Linked DNA regions of Homo sapiens: all the other regions are linked to region 1. The links are chromatin contacts, found by Hi-C or POLR2A ChIA-PET in ENCODE. All regions are on one chromosome and are shown on one strand. Each heading gives the region's core, a stretch centred on a gene start or an enhancer-like site at or near the end of the contact. The rest is flanking DNA. Distances are from core to core; before and after follow the strand shown.

Region 1 (3,076 bases), core at 313-2,812:
AGGCCCCCACCTCGCCCCCGGGCTGTTGCGAATGCGGCTTTCGGCCGAGTGAAAACCCCAAGCCCGAAAGTGAGGGTGGGGAGGCGGGGGTTGGAAGAATTCCCCACTCTCCACCCCGGGTGTGCGCTCCCCGCCGGGAAGAGCTGACCTTGGCCTGGGGAGGCGGGGGTGGGGAGAGAGGGTAAGCGCCGGGGCTCGGCTCCCAGCCCGCCGCCCCCTCGGATTCCTGGCCCGGCGGGGCCGGAGGAGGGGGCCCCGGACACACACACACACACACCCCCCACACGCAGCGCGCGCCAATGAGCCCGGGCCAGGCGCAGGGGGCGGGGTTTTCCCAGGCTCGAGCACAGCAGCTGCTATTTACCTTCTTGGCTTCTCCCGGGGACCAGGAACCGGCCCCCGCTCTCCGCCGCCCGTCGCCGCCCCCCGCCTCCCTGCCCCCGGGGCGCGCGCACACACACTCACTCACACACGCACGCACACACACATCCTCCCGGCCCGGCCGCAGCCGCGGCGGCAATAAAACATCCTGGCACGTGCTCCGGCTCCAGGCGCGCCCACGCCGGCCGGCTGATGTCAAACTGCAGCTCGGCTGGTGTAGCTCTTAAAGGGCCCGCGGGCGCCGGGGGCCGAGGCCGCCCGCGGGGCGAGGAGGGAGAGGCTGCTTCCTTGCCCGCCACCTCAACGCGCCGCAGAACCTAAAGCCTACGGATGAAAAGGGAAAGGGTGGTGAAGGAGGGCGCGAGTCCCTGAGTCATTGCCCTCGGAGCCCCCCTTGTTCATTTTTTCATTTGAAATACCGTTTCCTTCCACCCAGTTGGAAATTATTCTGATTGTTTCCTGGGGAAGCCCGGGGTCTAAGGCCCCAAATCCAAACGAGGAATTTCTGAAAGACGGGGTGGGGGTGGGATTCAAGAACTACCTTGCTCCGAAAAACCTGCATTTGTGAGGTAGAAGGCAATTTTTCCTTTTTCTGCATGGAAACAGGAAAATTTTTTTGGCCCTTTTCCTTTACCATCTACTTTCACCCTCCTGAATGTAAAGTCTGAGCGGGAACTTTAGATGTGTCGGTAACTCACATTCTTACACCCGTCCCCCCCTCCCCCCGCCCCCTTTTAACCACTGCTGTTTTTTTCTTTATTGTTTATACCTTTAAAAAAAATATGTTTCAAATGAACTTACTACAGTCAAAGCAGCTCTGTTACATATGAGAGAGGGCATAAAGAGCAAAGACCCTGGCTCCAAAAGAAATAGACAAGATCAAGACCAAAGCGGAAAGAAAAAAAAAATCTCTAAACCAAAGCCCAGAGGGAGAGTAGCAAAGGGTTAAAATCCTTTTGATTGACGTTGTAGCCTCCGGTGCCCTGGGCTCAGGCGCGCGCCATTGGCCGCCAGACCTTGTGCCTGGCGGCCAATGGGGGGGCGCGGTCCACGAGCGGTGCCGCGTGTCTCCTCCTCCCATTGGCTGAAAGTTACTGTGGGAAAGAAAGTTTGGGAAGTTTCACACGAGCCGTTCGCGTGCAGTCCCAGATATATATAGAGGCCGCCAGGGCCTAGGGATCACACAGGATCCGGAGCTGGTGCTGATAACAGCGGAATCCCCCGTCTACCTCTCTCCTTGGTCCTGGAACAGCGCTACTGATCACCAAGTAGCCACAAAATATAATAAACCCTCAGCACTTGCTCAGTAGTTTTGTGAAAGTCTCAAGTAAAAGAGACACAAACAAAAAATTCTTTTTCGTGAAGAACTCCAAAAATAAAATTCTCTAGAGATAAAAAAAAAAAAAAAAGGAAAATGCCAGCTGATATAATGGAGAAAAATTCCTCGTCCCCGGTGGCTGCTACCCCAGCCAGTGTCAACACGACACCGGATAAACCAAAGACAGCATCTGAGCACAGAAAGGTAAGGGCGGTACCTGTATCTCTTTGCAGCCCCTCAAAATTAAGTAGGGGTTGGGGGGCTTCTTTCTGTCTTGAAACCCCGGGATGGCAGATTCCATGGGAACACAGAACTCTTTTTTTTATTTGCAGTCATCAAAGCCTATTATGGAGAAAAGACGAAGAGCAAGAATAAATGAAAGTCTGAGCCAGCTGAAAACACTGATTTTGGATGCTCTGAAGAAAGATGTAAGTGGGGAAATGCTGCTCGCTCTTTTAATTAAAAAACAAACACTTTCTCAGCTACTAAGAGTGAAACCCCCCGCCCTGCGGGGTCTGGCACTCGCTGGTACTGCGTTCTCCCAGGCGGGAGGGCCCGGCCTTATTCGCTGGGGTCCAGAGATAATGCTTGCGCTCCGTGGCCGGGAGGAGGGACCCCCAGCACTCTGAAGCAGCTGACACGGGGCTCACTTTCCTTTCTTGCCTACTCTATGCAGAGCTCGCGGCATTCCAAGCTGGAGAAGGCGGACATTCTGGAAATGACAGTGAAGCACCTCCGGAACCTGCAGCGGGCGCAGATGACGGGTGAGGGCGGCTCGCCGCGTCCCCCTGTGCGGGCGTCCCGCTCGCCTCGCGGTGATTTCTTCCAGACTTCCGCCCGTGGTTGTGAGAGGCATTCAGCTACATTTTACTGCCTTGGCTCACTCTTGCGTTCCCACGGTCTGGGGCTTATTTATAGCCACAACTCCAAGTTGTTACTGTTCCGGAAAGGGAGGGAAAGAGGTTGCAGCCGCGAGGGTGGCGGGCGCCGGGTAGGGGCGAAAGGACTTAGGACTGTGGCGGTTTGGAACTGCGTGGAGCCTGGGGGTCACTGGTTTAGCACTCCTTCCCGTTGCAGAAGGGGAAATGAGGCTTGGATGATGGATTGGGAGGCATTGTCCAAGGTCACATCGCGCGCGGGGGTGGGGGTGACAGATCTGGGGCTGAGATAGGTTTAAATGCAGCTACAGGGAATCGGGAAGGAGTGGCTCGGCTTTTGGCAGCAACGCTAGTGTGGAGAGGTGGCTGGTTTTTTCTAAACCCATCTCACCCTCCCTGCCGGAGGCAGTTTCACGGGCGCATGGTCAGGGAGGCGCGCCACAGGGACCTCCCAGGGCGGAGGCAGTGGCCACGGGGCCAGGGCCGTTCGGTGACCCGT
Region 2 (3,076 bases), core at 210-2,709, 1.8 Mb after region 1:
CTACCACAAGTTCAAAAACGCCGACCTGAAATAAGTAGGTGAAGATTGTGTGTATGTGTTTAAAACAGACCGTTCTCTCCACTGAAGCCAGACAGTGAGAGCCACTCTGGCCATTCCAGAAGCGTCAGGCACCGTGGGCACAGCAGCTGAACTTCCGGTGCATGAGTGTTTGGGTGGCAGCGCGACAGGCATGGGATGAAGCTGACAGGCGGGTTTGAGTTTGTCTGAGGAGCGGGCTAACCGGCTCCTCCAGCAGCTGCTACCTCCAGCACCACTCCCTCTGCCCCCAGAGGAGAGCACCCAGTCTGGTTCGGGACAGGGGTCTGGGTCCATCTGACTCACAGCCACACCTCGGGCTGGGGCAGAGGAGGGTCCTCTAGCTAAGGCCCTGGGCAAGCAGCAACCCTGCACCCATCCCCACCCAGGGGCAGGGGAAGCAAGCACCTGACAGTGCCAGGTAAGAGGCGAACAGCTCTAGGAGAGTAAGGCCCACAAGCAGCCCGCCAAGCCCCCTGGGGGCACGAGGCGGAATGAGTAGGTCTGGCACTCAGGCCACGAGGGAGTCAACAAGCCAAATACAGCCCCCACCCTTGGCCCCTACAAGCCCTACCTCTAGACTGGGCTGGGAGCTCCTGTCCTGACAGGTGCAGAGCCCATGATACCACAGCGGCCCATCTGCAAACCTCCCCAGGGTGGGGCCACAGAGGCAGCCCAGAGCCCTGGGGTGCAAGTGCACCCTCCTCTCCCGCCCCTCTAACGCTGGGTCGTCCCACCCAGAGACGAGAGGGCTCACCAGTTGCTCTCCCTCCTTCCGCCCACTAATCATCCTTGGCTCTGGGCCCTCAGGGTAAATCAGCTGTGACAGGACGGCGTGGCAGAAGCGGGCCAGGCTCGTGCCGTACCCAAGCCACTAGCTGTCACACTCATCTCAGCTCACGTGACCAACAGGGTTACAAGATAAGGTTCTGTTAATCCCACGCTGCCCTCTTCCCTTCTGTGGGACGTGTTTTGAGGACTTGTGTGTTGACTGCACCATGCAGAGCATATAGCATGGAGGCACCCCTACTGCCATCGGGGGGCAGGTGGAGGGGGGACCGTCCTGCAGCTCCTCCCTGGGGCTACCCCTCTCTTCCCTCTGCACAGACCTGGCAGCCACCCAGACGTCCCGCCTGCTGCCTAGACTCTAAGAAGATGCCCTATCACTCCAATTACCATACACAGTACTGGCGGGGGAGAGGTCCTGCCTTGCCGCTGAAAACTGCACTGCTTCCTCCCTCCAGGGATGAAAGGCCAAAAGAACGAGGGCAGTGTGGAGTCTACGCTCTCGCCAGGGACCTGCAGCCTCTCACTTCCAAGCACACCAACTCCAGCTAACAGGACTGGGCTTCCTTACCTGCCGCCTTCCGCTGCCTCCCCGCAGACACAGCTTCAGCGACGCCCAGGCTGAGACGGCAGAAGAGGTTCCCGCCGGCCGCGGCCTGCCCTCAGGCAGTGGCTCCCAGAGCTCAGCGGTTCCCCGCACTCTTCTGCGCCCGACTCCCCATGCCCCTACATCCTGCGTCCCCTTCAGCCCCGGAGGTACCGTGGGGCCCGGGCCTGCCAGTCACCACCTCCTCCTCCGCCGGCGCCTCCGGGTCCTGAGCCCCTCGCCGGGTCCCTCTCCCTCCTGGGGCTCCTTCCCGTTCAGGTAGGTTTCCTGGACAGCCCGCACCACCTGTCCCTCCTGCACCCCGGGCAGCCAATTCGCCTCTTGCACCCCCAGGCGCCCCTCCCCCGCAGGCCCCCGGGGCCCCACCGGCCGGGCCCTCCCCACCAGCTCGGGGCGGCTTCGGGGCGCCGGGGCCGCTCCCAGGACCACCGCCTCCCGCCCGACGCTCTCCCACTGCCGCTCCCCCAGTTCGCCGGAACTTTCCGGCCCCTCCCTGCGCTCGCGGGGGCCTTCCCCGGACTCGGACGCCGGTTCGGGCTGCTGCAGCAGCCTCCGCGGGCTCCCCTCCCCGCGCTCCTGCACCCCGGCCCGGGCCTCGCCGCGCTCCTGCACTGCGGGGCTGCCTCCGCCCTTCTCCTGGTGCTGCCCGCGGGGCCCCAGCCCCTCCTCCTGCGCCACAGGCCAGCCCGCCGAGCCCGTCCACCACGGCGGGCGCCCCCAGCCCGCGCCGTCCGGCGGCCCCCACACCACCCCCCGGCTGGGCTCGTGGCCGCGGCCGCCGCGCTCCTGCAGCCCCGGGCCCACCCCGCCCTCCTCCTGCACCGCCGGGCCCACCCCGCCCCGCTCCTCCACGCCGAGCTTCAGCCCGCGGAGCTGCTGCGGGCCCCAGCTGAGAACCCCTACGCGCTGCGGCTGCTGCTCCGGCAGCGCAGGGCTCAGCCCGCCGCGCTCCTCCTGCGCGACCCGCCGGGGGCCCCCGACCGGCTCGGCCCAGCGCACTCGCTTGCCCCCCAGAGGCCGCGCGCTCCCACCCCTCCAGATGGTGCTGCCCTCGGCGCCCGCTCACACCGCCCGCCCGCCCCGGCCCTCCCCTCCCGCCCCGGGCCGCCCCCGAGTCCCGCGCCCGCCTCCCCGCCCTCGCCTCCGGGCGTCAACGTCGGCCCGCCGGGCGCCCGCCCCGCGCCGGCCCCCGCAGGTGAGCGCCCGCCCGCCGTCCCTCCTGCCGAGCGCCCCGAGCCCGCCTGCGCCTGCGCCTGCGCCGCCCCGGGGTGGGGGGTGGGGGGGAGTCGGCCCGCCCTCTTAAAGGGCCCGGCCTCATCGCTCCTCCCCCGGCTCCTCCCCCAGCCTCCGGGGCCCTACCCCGCTCTCCCCGACTCCCCCGGGCCCGGCCTGCGCCTTCCTGCGGTGCCGAGGAGCGGTGGCGCCCTGGGTGAAGAAGTCCCGCCGAGTCGAGGGGCGCAATGGAGGAGCGCCGGAACAGGTCTCTCATTCCGAGTAGCTACCGTTGCACTGTGCGAGTGTAAAAGTCACTTCCACCCGGTCTCAGTTGTTCCAACCTCAGTTGAAGTGAGGAGGTTGGACTGGAAGGTTTCTGGGGTCACTCCAGTGAGGCTGGGGTTCTAGTCCCAATCTCACCGTGGCACCCCA
Region 3 (3,076 bases), core at 176-2,675, 1.4 Mb after region 1:
GTAGTTCCTTTTATGGTCCTAAATAAGATCCTTTATCCAGGAATGCCCTAGGTTCCTATATTCTGAGATTTCACAAACATCCTCATTTTAGCTTCTGACTACCAATTTCAATGGTAACTTTTCTTAAGCCTTATTTTCAGAAAGTAGAGTCCTTCTATTTTTAGTATCTTGCAACGCCCAAGCCCCCGTGCACTTCTAACCCACTACAGATACTGTACTGCAACATTTTCTCCGTGCATAAACGCCTACCTTTCTTTTTTTAAAGGCTAGTATATTGTTCCATTATACAAACGTACCGTAATTAATATTTCACCAGCTCTTACTAATGGACTTCCGGTCGTTTCCAATTATATTATAAATATTACATACAATGCTCAGGTCAACAACTTTTTACATGTGTATCTTTAGCGTATGCAAGAGCAACTAAATTACCACTGGGTCATTTCAAGTTGCTCCTCTTTGAACTGTTTTGAGCTTAGATCTATCTCTGAACAGGAACAAAAACTAGAAAGCACCCAAAACTCTGGTTGCAGATGCAGAAATACAGTGTGGCACAATGCTAATGGGGGAAATGGTCTCTTCTTTGACGGATCGCCTATTAGCTTGAGACTAGATCTTAAAGGGTTCCCAAAGCAAGAAAATACACTGTAATTATCGAAGAATTTTAGATACCTCAGAGATGAGGTTAAGAAATAGTAAAAGCTTAACAGTCGAAGATCTGAAGCTTCAATTTCATTCTTTGATGTTCCCGATTACAGAAAGTTCAAAGATGATGTTTAAAAATATTATATATGCCCAAATGCTTAAAAAAAAAAAAGGAAGCATGATAAACGTCATCGCCCAGCCTTCTTAAAGATCGCTCCCACCCGCGGCTAGCCGGGCAGGAGAAGAGACTCGAGCGGCACCCGAGCCGCATCCACGCCGCCCGCCCGCCCCTGGGGTCTGGGTAGGTAACGGGCCCGGCGGGAAGGAGGGGCTCCCAGGCCGTCCCTCCCAGCGCTCACCTCAGCTCCTCGTCGACATTCCCGCGGGGCTGTTCGGCCGACGCCACCATAGAGGAAGTCGTAGAGGTCTTGTTCTTCAAGATCCCCTTGATGGGCCGGTGCGAGGCCGTCGAGGCCGCCATTGCCGGGCGCTCCGGCTGTCGGCTCAGGGTCGCTGCTTGGCGTGGGGTCCGCGAAGAGAAGGGTCGGCACAGCAGAGACTCGCAGGCAGCCGCAGATCCCGCTCAGGGCTAAAGCGGCCGCAACTGCTGCCTCGGAAACGGCTACCGCAGCGGTTGTCACGACACAACGACCCCGACGCCAGAGCCAACGCCGAACGGGTGGCGGCTACTCGCGCACCCTTAGCCACTGGCACTTGACCCGCGGCTCGCGGAGAGACGCCGGCCTAGAGCTCCAGCGCAGGAGCGACGCGACGCCGAAGCCAAGCGGACCCGCCCTCTCGCGATATCTAGGGAGGAGGCGGGGAGAGGGCGGGGCGAGAACAAAGCCGACCTCCTCGCCCCGCCCCCTCCGTCCCGCCCGGGCTGCTCGCCCCGCCCCCGCGCGGCGCTGGGAGGCGGGAGCTGTCTCTGAGAACCTGCGGGAGAGCGCCCGGGCTTGCTGCTTCCCGGACCCGCGCGTCTCTCGAGCACCCTCGTCCCACCACCTTGTGAGGCCGTAGTGTTATTTTTATTTTTTAGATCAGCAGACTGAGACTCGAGGTGACGTCACTCCGCAGAGAGGTTAGCTGACTTGAAGAAAACGGGTATCTCCTCTTTCCATTTCGCCCGTGTAAACAGCCGAACTGCCTATTATAAAAGCATGGACTGCCAGCATTGGAGTGGTCCTTAGAGGCCTATTATGAAATCATAGAATGTCTGCATTGGAATCGCCTCACCTCCTTTTACCGCTGGAGAAGCCGACGGACAGACGGGCAGCGACCCCCGCCGTCGCACAACCCGTCTAGGCAGAGAGCGCAGGAGACGGGAGGGCGGCAGGGACACATCTCCCAGCCAAGGACCTCCTGGGCCCGCAGAGGCCGCGACAGGTTCCCCCCACAGAGGGAACCAACTCTGCCGCAGGTTGATGTGGACTTCAAGCCTGCAGAACGGAGAGCCCATTTCCATTGCTTAAAGCCACCTCGTGTGTGGTATTTGTTATGGTCCCTGTACACTCCCTTCCCTCCCTCTCCCAAGTCCAGTCCGCAGCTCGCTCATCACCAGGCTCTTTTCCATGACTCTTTCTTGATCAGGCCTTTTTATCGTCCTCACCACAGGTTAGAGCACAGCAGACTGAGCCACCCAGAACTGGCCCCTCCGGTGGACCAGCCCCTGCGGATTCACAGACCACTGGTCCTGGAAGGGACCTTGTCAAGCAGGCCCATAAGGTGGCTATTCAGCCTGTTTCTCCAACAACCCCAGGGGCTAGAAGCCCGCCACACCCCCGTGTAACTCATTTTGTTTTTGGACAGCTCTGACTCTGGGAGTTCTTAGATTGAGCTGACACCTCGCTCCCAGCAATGTCTGTCCACTGCTGTGGGGGGTGAGAGGAAGCGTTTTCCCCTATCTAGCCCCTATAGCAGCAGTTTCACTCCCATGGCTCATCTCTGGACCACAGTCTCATCTTCTTTAACACAGGCTCTGTGCCTTTTGAGGATGACCCTGTTCTGTGTCCTTAGGACTCTGCCCCTCAGGGATGACTGTAGGGTTCTGAAAACGATTGTTTTTATCGTCTGGCCCCGAGCCCCTAGCTCCTAGATGAGTTCCTGGCACAGAACAGGGCCTCAGTATGGGAATGGATGTGGATGGAGATAATGGAGGGGAAGTGAGCTGGAAGGGGAGAAGGGAAACAGGGTTGCTGGTCACAGAGTGGAATGTGTTCCCCAGGGATTTGCCTCAGCCAGGGGCCTGCACAGTCACTGTTGGCACTGTCCCCACCTTTGTTCCCAGTCAAATATCCACTGGTGCCGTCTCTCCCTCCCAGGCCAGGACTGCTCAGTGGATCTAACATTACACCCTGACAGCCCTGTCCAGCCCATGGAGCAGAGAGAGAGGGTTCTCAGCGAGGGGAAGCAGGATGGCCACCTCCCTTCC
Region 4 (3,076 bases), core at 239-2,738, 1.3 Mb before region 1:
CGCTCTGTTGCCCAGGCTGGCGTGCAGTGGCGCGATCTCGGCTCACTGCAACCTCCGCCTCCCGGGTTCAAGCGATTCTCCTGCCTCAGCTTCCTGAGTAGCTGGGATTACAGGCATGTGCCACCACGCCCAGCTAATTTTTGTATTTTTAGTAGAGACAGGGTTTCACCATGTTGGTCAGGCTGGTCTTGAACTCCTGACTTCGTGATCTACCTGCCTCGGCCTCCCAGAGTGCTGGAATTACTGGCGTGAGACACCACACTCGGCTGTCACCGTCTTACTTTATTTAATATTTCAACCACTTTATATCCCTTTTTACTTTGCTCTACTTCAACCTTTTTTCATGACACTTATTCTATTAAATAAAAAAAACTATATTTATTTATGTCTATTGCTTATTATTCTGTTTGCCCTGGCAGAATAGTATAAAGACAGCAAAAGTCCTTTTCTATATTATATATTGCTCACTCATATGTCCCAAGGACCTAGAACAACTCCTGGCACAGAAGAGCCTCATAAATGTTTGCTGAGTGAATAAACTGTCAGAGACAGAAACATGTCATATAAAAATTTTCTTTTTTTTTTTTTTTCGAGACAGTCTCACTCTGTCACCCAGGCCGGAGTGCAGTGGTGCGATCTTGGCTCACGGCAACCTTTGCCTGCTGGATTCAAGCAATTCTCCTGCCTCAGCTTCCTGAGTAGCTGGGACTACTGGCGCGTGCCACCACACCAGGCTAATTTTTTGCATTTTCAGTAGAGAGGGGGTTTCACCATGTTGGCCAGGCTGGTCTTGAACTCCTGACCTTATGATCCACCCGCCTCGGCCTCCCAAAGTGCCAGGATTACAGGCATGAGCCACCGCGCCCGGCCCATAGAACAATTTTCTGGGGTTCCACTAAGAAAAGACTAAGCTGGGACTTCTGATCTCCCAGGAGACAGACTCTACACTGAAGGAAAGAACCTGGGTGATAGCTCCTAGTAGAATCTAGACAGCAAGCTCCAGCAGAGTAACAGAGATGTGGACAGACTGTATACCTCTCAAGGCAGGCCACTGCACGGTCTCTGCAACTTGAGGTTCGAGGCTCTCAACTCTAGTACCCACCCACCATATCTCTCCTTCATTCCGTCATTCATCGCATGTGTGGTGAGCCGGGCAGCATGGTTAGACTTGCTTGTACTTCTCCACATTCCACAGAAAAGAGGTGCCTGCTATCAAGTCCCTGCCTGCACAGGCCAGGCCCCACCCAGATACACATACACGTCTGAAAACCTTTGGCCTCAGGCTCAGCCCTGCACGCTGCCGAATCAGCCCTGAGCAAACCTGTCAGTGGACTGGGAGCCCCGTCCCGTCTCCCTGCGGCCTAGATCCCCTGTGATGCCTCAAATCCACTGCGCACCATAATCCGAAGGGCAGTACAAATGACAAAGTACAGCACACTGTAACAGACACCCACGCCACAGGCCACCCCCAACTCTGAGCTACTGAACTCCACAGTCATTTAAGACCTTTGTAACTTCCTCCCACGTTTACACTCATTTTTAAATATGTCTTCTATCCTGTGACTCACAGTGTGTGGCGGGAAGAGTAAGGTTAAGAGCACAGACTCTGCAGTTAAACCAAGCTTGCTCTGCTACTTATTGTTAGCTGTGTTACCTATCTATGCCTTCTTCTTTACTGGCAATATGGCAATAGTAATTGCACCTATGAAGTAATTATGAAGACGAATGAATTTAAAAGGTAAAGCTCATGGAACAATGAACATAGAACACACTCAAGATATGGCTCCTATAAACAAAATGAGGTATAGCCACACCATAGAATAGAATTAAGCTATAAAAAGAAATGAAGTATTGTTACACGGATAACCTTAAAAACATTATGCTAAGTCAAAAAAGCCAGACACAAAAGGCCACCTATTATGCAATTCCATTTATATGAAATGTCCAGAATAGGCAAATCCATAGATTCAGAAAGGAGATTTGTGTCTGCCAAGGGCTGTTGGGGAGTGGGGAGTAGAAGGTGACTGCTAATGAGTATGGGGTTTCTTCTGGGGGCAATAAAAATATTCCAAAATTAGAGAGTGATCAATGTGAATTTTGTACATATAGTAAAACCACTAAATTGTACACTTTTTTTTTGTCTGTTTTTTTTTTTTTTTTTTTTGGAGATGGAGTCTCACTCTGTTGCCCAGGCTGGAGTGCAGTGCCACGATCTTGGCTCACTGAAACCTCCGTCTCCCGGATTCAAGCGATTCTCCTGCCTCAGCCTCCAGAGTAGATGGGATTAAGGGCATGCACCGCCATATCCCGCTAATTTTTGTATTTTTTTTTTAGTAAAGACAGGGTTTTGCCATGTTTGCCAGGCTGGTCTTGAACTCCTGACCTCAAGTGATCCCCCTGACTCGGCCTCCCAAAGTGCTGGGATCACAGGCGTAAGCCAGCATGCCTGGCCGATTTTTAAAAGGTTATTATTATTTATCTTCCTCTTCTTTGAGCTACTCCAAGACAGTGCCCAAGTCTTACTGCTGTATCCTCTAAAGTATCCAACACAAAGCAAGACATGCTGTCAAATAAACTAAGTAACCATGACAAATGTGGAGCCAAAATTTTCTAGGAAACATCAACAAAGACTAGAACAACTGGGCAGCTTCGAGGAATGATTGGCAAACTTGGGCAAAGTTTTATCCCCCAGGCATCTGGAGTCGTGCCAGTGTACACTGACTCACTGTGGCTGAGGGTCAAGGGCAGGTTCTGCCAACAGGGGAAATGATCAGAAAGCAGAACTGAGACAGACCAGTTCAGGGAGAGAAAATATGGGGCGAGATGCCTCCTTCATCCTTTCACCAGGATTCACACTCAGAGACACCACTCAGCATGCACAGCACCCATTTCCAAAATGCAGACCTATTTGTATGGTCACTCTTCAATCGATGTAATTGCTACAAAAGCTAATAAACTGGAAAGACAGGTTGTGAGGCGAAAGAAAGCCATAGGAAGCAAATAGCCCTTATTTCAAAGCAGCAGGTTTTTGTTTGCTTTGTTTTTTGCTTGAACTGACAGTCAGTAAAGTATTCTT
Region 5 (3,076 bases), core at 416-2,915, 1.2 Mb before region 1:
AAAAATACAACCAAAAACACATGAATCTCACGTATTTTTTTTTTTTTTGGAGATGGGATCTCACTATATTGCCCAGGCTGGTCTTAAACTCCTAAACTTAAGCATCCTCCTGCCTCAACCTCCCAAGCAGCTGGGACTACAGGTGTGCATCACTATCTCATACTTTTCTTAATTGAGAAAAAAGAAATTCTCATATTTAGAAAAGGTTGGGAATAACTGGACTAGACAATTTCAAAAGATGTCAGTCTTATAATTTCATGATTATATGCTACAAAGAGGTGGGAGACTAGGAAGGAAAGATAAGTTCCCAAAACACATCAAGGTATATACTTAAAGCTCAGAACACACACAGCCATCTTAGTGCCTCATCATGAATGGTGAACCACCCAATTGCCCAAGTTCAAGAACGAAGGTAAAATAGCCAACGATACCAGCAATATTTGTTGATCTGCTTTTCAGGCAATTAAAAAAAAGACAGAAACAGATACACAAAAGGCCATCATTGAGTTTCTATGGCAGTGTAAAATACCAGACATTAAGCACAAACAATTGCAAATTCATAACCGACTGGTGCAACTAAGAAACCTGTGACGCTAGAAGGCCAGGGAAAAATTTGACCTGTTCTAGGCTGGCCCAAAAGGCCTCCCCAAGAAGTGGAGATTTGACAGAGCTGAGATCTCACGGATCAGTAAGAGTTAAGTGGGATGAGAGAGATGGGGCTTTCCATCAAAGGCCTCTGTGGGCAGGAGGATGTGCTATTTTCAAAGAACTGAAAGGCCAACGTGGTTGAAATGAGAGTAAGAGCTTCTGAGAGTTCAGTGTGTGGATGAAGAGGCAACAGGAAAAAGAGCACTGAGGCCCTCTAAACATGTTCAGAATGTTTGTGTCTTTACCTTAACATATAATGCAAGGCCAGTACCTCACATGGTGCCTATCTCATAGCAGGCATACAAGAAATACATGGTAAAACGGAAGTGGTTATAGGAGAGGAAGCTAGAGATGTGGGCTGGAGCTGGGTTTCCAAGAACCTTGTAGAACAGGCTAAGGAGTTTGAACAGCCAGGCGCGGTGGCTCATGCCTATAATCCCAGCACTTTGGGAAGCTGAGGTGGGCGGATCACTTGAGGTCAGGAGTTCGAGACCAGCCTGACTAACATGGTGAAACCCCGTCTCTACTAAAAATACAATAATTAGCCAGGCATGGTGGCGGACGCCTGTAATCCCAGCTACTTGGGAGGCTGAGGCAGGAGAATCACTTGAACCCAGGAAGTGGAGGTTGCAGGGAACCGAGATCACGCCACTGCACTCCAGCCTGGGTGACAGAGCAAGACTCTCAAAAATAAATAAATAAATAAAAGAGAATGGGATGCCCATAATGGGTTCAGGCGTACTTAAAGGATGACTCAGCATGGAGAAGGGCTTGAAAGGATGCAAGACTGGAAGCAAAATCCCAGTGAGATTATTACAACAATCCATGAGACAGATGGTAGTGGCCTGGCCTATGGTGACGGAATGGAGAGAAGAAAACATAGTCCAAAAAAGGTAGCAGAATTGACAGGCCTCATTTCCTCTTCAGCTCTGGGGTAGGGAGAAGCCCAGGATGGCTGCCAAGTTAGTGTCTTGGGCACCTCGTGTGTGGTAGTGTGGCTGACTGAGAAGAAGCAGGTTTGGGGCACAGATAAATTCACTTTAAACACTGACCTTATGTCACCTTTGAGTCATCCAAGTAGAATTGTCAAAGAGGCAGTCAAGAGGTCTGAGCTGGAACACAGGCTTGGGAGACAGAGACTGGCACTTTAAGATAGATTACAGAGGCCAGGCACAGTGGCTCACGCCTGTAATCCCAGCACTTTGGGAGGCTGAGGCGGGCGGATCACGAGGTCAGGAGATCGAGACCATCCTGGCTAACACAGTGAAACCCCGTCTCTACTAAAAATACAAAAAATTAGCCAGGCGTCGTGGCGGGCGCCTGTAGTCCCAGCTACTCAGGAGGCTGAAGCAGGAGAATGGTGTGAACCCGGGAGGCGGAGCTTGCAGTGAGCCAAGATCACTGTCACTGCACTCCAGCCTGGGTGACAGAGCAAGACTCTGTCTCAAAAAAAAAAAAAAAAAAAAAAAATCACAGAAAGTGTTGAGGGGAGAAAAGAGAAAAGCAGTCACCAAGGGTTGGACAAATCCATCCTTTACACAGGGATGGAGAAAAAGGAGAAAATCAAAAAGAATACGTTGTCATGAAAGCCAAGGGAGGAAAGCATTTAAAAGGGACAAGAATGGTCAACAGGGTCAAGTTGGAGAAGAATGCCAAGTCACAGCACCATGTTCTGGTTTGGCTGGTTTTTTCGTTTAGGGTATTGATCATAATCTGTAAAGCTTCTTTTTTTTTTCTTTGCCCATCTCCTAAGACTGTATAAGTAACATGAAGATTTGCTCCCTATTGTATTCCTATGGCCCCATAGAAGACTTGTTGCACAGGCCGGGCGCGGTGGCTCACGCCTGTAATCCCAGCACTTTAGGAGGCCGAGGCGAGCAGAGCACGAGGTCAGGAGTTCGAGACAAGCCTGGCCAACATGGTGAAACCCTGTCTCTACTAAAAATACAAAAATTAGCCAGGTATGGCGGCGCCCGCCTGTAGTCCCACCTACTCGGGAGGCTGAGGCAGGAGAATCACTTGAACCCCGGAGGCAGAGGCTATGGTGAGCTGAGATCGCGCCACTGCACTCCAGCCTGGGTGACAGAGCGAGACTCTGTCTCAAAAAAAAAAAAGACTTGTTGCACAAAGGTCTCCAAGGCCTCTGTTGAAGAAACTGATGAAGGATGGATGTATGAATGCTTCAGGAAGGAAACAGTACTGAAAAATAACTACAGATGGAGAAGGCAGAGATAATACCCAGGTGAACGGCCCGAGATGGCAGAGAGGATGGAGCCAGGGTTGGTTGGTCTTGGATGACACAGAGACATTAGGTGGATCATTTCCCATCAATCCTCTTCCCCAAGAAACAGAGATTTTTAAATTGTTTCCTATGAGGTTCTACATTGTCCAGATAGTTCACTATTCCATAGAGAAATGAATGTTTCCA
Region 6 (3,076 bases), core at 226-2,725, 1.2 Mb before region 1:
GCAACAGCCGGCTGAAACCCAATTAGATTGCAGGAGAAAGAGAAAAGCCCTGTCTTAGTCTGTGGCCAAAAGACCTTTCCCAATCAAATTTTTCAACACCTGGAAAATTGGCTTATCTATTTGTAGAGAGCACCCAGAGACGAGCGTTAGAGCAGCGCTACCCTGGAGTACCAGTTCTTCGGAATGTTGACCGCCGGCCACGCACCGCTTGACAGCCACGGATCCGCTGGCGGAGCCGCAAGTTACAACCCAGGCGCCTGGCAAACTCACACTACACCTCAGTAGCAATAATCCCAACGGCAGGACACCTGGGGAGGGTGGGCTCGGTCTCCCGGGCCTGGCTCAATTATGTTCCTTTACACAGCATTCAATCATGTTTCAGGAGCCGTAGGTGAGGGGCTGGAGGTGGGAGTGGGGGACACATTTTCTAGCCCCCGACGTCTCCGCGGTTGGAAACTCTGGGCACCTCTTTCGGCCAGCGCTAAGACAATACACAAAGAGCAGGGAACCGGCGCTCCTCTGCGGCCAGAGCTCCGCGCCTAGTCACGGAAGAGCTGGGAATTAAGAATTCCGAGCTCAGCGAGAGCCCTGAAGAAGCACCGGAAATGCTTCCGATCGCTTCATAAGAGAAGTCAATTTGCAAATCAAAGTTGCAGGAACTCCGGACGCCTAGACTACTTCAGCGGGTTACTCGGGAACACCCAACAAGTTTGGCCACCGGGGGCTCGGCATGACAGCGCCGCGCCGCGAGACGACAGAAGCAACTTGTCGCTCGGGCGCCAAGCCAGAGCCCTGAGCCGTCTCCGCTCCCAAGCTCGGGAGAGCACCCAAGAGCCGGCGTCGGGAAAGCGGAGGTCCCTGCCTCCGGCAGCCAAATCCCTCAACTGAAGGCACCTCAGGGGCTCACCTGGACTGCACTCGCTTCCAGGGGCTTCCCCCAACAGTGCAACGCTTCACCGCGAACGCCTCACCTGCCTGCCAGCCCCAGGTGGCGGAGAAATTAACAAAAGAGCAAGCGAACAGGGGGAAAGGGAGACCCGGCGTAAAGTATAGTAAGGAGGGGAGGGCAGGCAGCTCGGCTTTCGGCGGAGAAAGAAGAGAGAGGCGGAACAGAGATGGCTTATACCCAAGGCACCGGCTCGGGAAGGCAACCCAGAAGGGAAGAGGTCGAGAAGCGGCAATGGGTTTTCTACTCCGCTTCCCATCACACACACACACGCACACACACCTCCCCCTTTTTCCTCCTTACCCAGCATGGAAAAGATGAAATCCTTGGCTGTGTGAATCTCCAGCGCTCTCTGGTCGTCGTATTCCCGCTGGTCGTGCTTCGTAAATTCTTGGATGAGTTTGTTCAATTCCTCCACCCGAGCTCCCGACCTGAAATCCAGCTCCGGGAACGCAGGCTTGTTGTTACAGCCCAGGGAGGCTGCCTTGTTGGCGGTGGGAGCCGCCATCTTCATGCAAAACGCGCCGAGTAGCAGCTCCGCGGCAGCGCGGCACCCACCCCCGCCCCCCACCCCGCCCCCCTGGGCCTCCTCCCCTCGCAGGCTCCCAGGCTTTGGCCCCGGCTCGTGGGCGGGTTGGCGGGCGGGCGTCTGGGCGGGCAGTCCCCCGCTCCGTGCGCTCTGGGCGTGCGAGCTTCGGGAGGAGCTGGACTGCAGCGAGGGTGCGTGTGTGGCCCCGACACCCTTTTCTCCGGCCCCACGCCCGCCCCGATGCTGCGCGTCCCTGCCCTGCCCTGGCCCTCTCTGGCAGCGGCAACGGCGGTCGTAGAGCCAACTGGAGCCTCCCCCGGGCGAGGAAAGTGAAGTGGAAACAATGTGAAATTCACCAGCTCTGAAATCAACAAGCTGCCGGCTCCGGTGTTACGGAGCCAGCACCAGCGTCTCCATTTAAAGGGACAGCGCACCCAGTGGAAAGGAAAATAAATAAATGACAGAGGTCTGCACGCATATACCACTTGCCAATCCGTACTTGGGAAGACGCGCGAGGTGTGGATGCATTCTTTCTCCACCTCCACGGCCGTCCCCCCATCCCCTTTCTGGGCAGGGTTTGCCAAGCGCATTCAAGGAGAAGAAAGTCTTCCTCCGTTTGATTTTAAGGGCGGTGTCCTGGGGGAGGACATCTCTGTGCGCGTTTACCTCTCTATCCCAAGAACTCCAATACCTTTAAATAGTAAAGGAAACTGCCTTAAGGAATATGAAACCTGTCTTCTACCCTTTTCCTCTTGGATTGCCAAGATGATAGGATTGAGCGTATAAAAAAAGAGGGTCCACATCTAACCCAGTATTGGCACTCCCACTAACCCCTAGATATCCCTACCTTTGCCCAAGGTAATTAATGACCTGAATAACAGCTTATTTATCTTAACATATAATGAGTTAATGAGATTCAACCTACTCTAATATAAAGATAGGGAAACTGAAGTGTGGGTGTGGGAGAGGGGAAACAATGTATTGCCCCAGGTTCCAAGAAATGTTGGATGACAAGATGAAAATTTTCTCATTCAACAGATAAAATTTGAGTACGCACCATTTGCCAGATGGAGTGACAGAATGTGACAGTGATAACCAAAAGACATGGCTCCTACCATGGAGTTAGGCTTACATGACAAGGCAGGTTCAATCTAAGTCATAGTCCTTTAGGCAGAATAGAGTCTCAGAGGTGGTTTTAGTGTTTATGGGGTGTATCATTCAAACACTTAGGAGGCCCATTGGCTGTGAGAAACATAGGTTATCTTCCTCCCTAATTCTCCAAAATCTCTCTTCTCTATCCCACAGTCCCTGATTTAGATCAGGTCTGTTTCACTTTCTTACCCGAGTTCTCATGGCCAAGAATACAAATTGTTTTGTTAGACATGGAAGGAAGTACGGACTCTTCCATGCCTTCCCCTATAAAATGGGAATAATAATTCCTGTCTCACAGGTTGTTTTAAGGATTACGTGAGATAAAACAGGTCAAGCACTTAGTTCAAGGACTGACATAATAAGTACTTAGCTATTATCAGCTTCTACTATTATTGTTATTAATTCTTTCACTGTTCCTCAATCTAGTAACAACTTGTTGCCAGAGTGAT

Evidence for each region. Hi-C counts contacts between places; a loop is a spot of excess contacts on that map. ChIA-PET counts read pairs that join two places held with the same protein, here RNA polymerase II (POLR2A). Pooled maps may share reads with other maps.
Region 2: a pooled map shows a loop between it and region 1 (10-fold over the local background). The contact joins the promoter of TNK2 here to the promoter of HES1 in region 1. A Hi-C loop is called at or near these places in 1 of 168 maps with a recorded cell type or tissue (ascending aorta), 4 of 37 single-sample maps with no recorded cell type and 8 of 50 pooled maps. POLR2A ChIA-PET finds 5 or more read pairs at or near these places in 1 of 52 experiments (B cell).
Region 3: a loop to region 1 is called in a pooled map, with 8 times the contacts of the local background. The contact joins the promoter of PPP1R2 here to the promoter of HES1 in region 1. A Hi-C loop is called at or near these places in 1 of 168 maps with a recorded cell type or tissue (HepG2), 3 of 37 single-sample maps with no recorded cell type and 11 of 50 pooled maps.
Region 4: a loop to region 1 is called in a pooled map, with 4 times the contacts of the local background. The contact joins the enhancer-like site here to the promoter of HES1 in region 1. A Hi-C loop is called at or near these places in 1 of 37 single-sample maps with no recorded cell type and 3 of 50 pooled maps. POLR2A ChIA-PET finds 5 or more read pairs at or near these places in 1 of 52 experiments (IMR-90).
Region 5: a loop to region 1 is called in a map of naive thymus-derived CD4-positive, alpha-beta T cell, with 4 times the contacts of the local background. The contact joins the enhancer-like site here to the promoter of HES1 in region 1. A Hi-C loop is called at or near these places in 1 of 168 maps with a recorded cell type or tissue (naive thymus-derived CD4-positive, alpha-beta T cell), 5 of 37 single-sample maps with no recorded cell type and 12 of 50 pooled maps.
Region 6: a loop to region 1 is called in a map of gastrocnemius medialis, with 17 times the contacts of the local background. The contact joins the promoter of MB21D2 here to the promoter of HES1 in region 1. A Hi-C loop is called at or near these places in 1 of 168 maps with a recorded cell type or tissue (gastrocnemius medialis), 2 of 37 single-sample maps with no recorded cell type and 10 of 50 pooled maps. POLR2A ChIA-PET finds 5 or more read pairs at or near these places in 1 of 52 experiments (Panc1).

What each region holds. Positions count from the first base shown.
Region 1 is chr3:194,134,586-194,137,661 of GRCh38, forward strand. It overlaps HES1 (hes family bHLH transcription factor 1), which reads left to right and starts at 1,563. Exons shown (of 4, transcript NM_005524.4): 1 at 1,563-1,903; 2 at 2,032-2,127; 3 at 2,376-2,463. The coding sequence starts at 1,796. RefSeq lists a silencer at 1-530 and enhancers at 1,521-2,720, 1,530-1,689.
Region 2 is chr3:195,907,092-195,910,167 of GRCh38, forward strand. TNK2 (tyrosine kinase non receptor 2) reads right to left here and starts at 1,460. Exons shown (of 16, transcript NM_001382273.1): 1 at 1,394-1,460. TNK2-AS1 (TNK2 antisense RNA 1) reads left to right here and starts at 985. Exons shown (of 2, transcript NR_145450.1): 1 at 985-1,687; 2 at 2,774-3,076. RefSeq lists enhancers at 1-3, 2,994-3,043 and silencers at 1,674-1,923, 1,974-2,163, 2,214-2,863.
Region 3 is chr3:195,541,900-195,544,975 of GRCh38, forward strand. It overlaps PPP1R2 (protein phosphatase 1 regulatory inhibitor subunit 2), which reads right to left and starts at 1,426. Exons shown (of 6, transcript NM_006241.8): 1 at 1,005-1,426. The coding sequence starts at 1,126. RefSeq lists a silencer at 1,398-1,637.
Region 4 is chr3:192,849,348-192,852,423 of GRCh38, forward strand. The region is part of intron 1 of MB21D2 (Mab-21 domain containing 2); the gene reads right to left. Among named protein-coding and RNA genes, the nearest start is that of MB21D2, 67 kb to the right of the region's middle. RefSeq lists enhancers at 1,686-1,735, 1,766-1,815. Within about 2 kb of position 1,489, at least 6 of the 41 ENCODE cell types and tissues checked have a DNase peak (open chromatin) inside an H3K27ac peak, as active enhancers do.
Region 5 is chr3:192,898,191-192,901,266 of GRCh38, forward strand. All of the region lies in intron 1 of MB21D2 (Mab-21 domain containing 2), which reads right to left. Among named protein-coding and RNA genes, the nearest start is that of MB21D2, 18 kb to the right of the region's middle. Within about 2 kb of position 1,666, at least 5 of the 41 ENCODE cell types and tissues checked have a DNase peak (open chromatin) inside an H3K27ac peak, as active enhancers do.
Region 6 is chr3:192,916,381-192,919,456 of GRCh38, forward strand. MB21D2 (Mab-21 domain containing 2) reads right to left here and starts at 1,476. Exons shown (of 2, transcript NM_178496.4): 1 at 1,250-1,476. The coding sequence starts at 1,460. RefSeq lists an enhancer at 442-771 and a silencer at 1,422-1,781.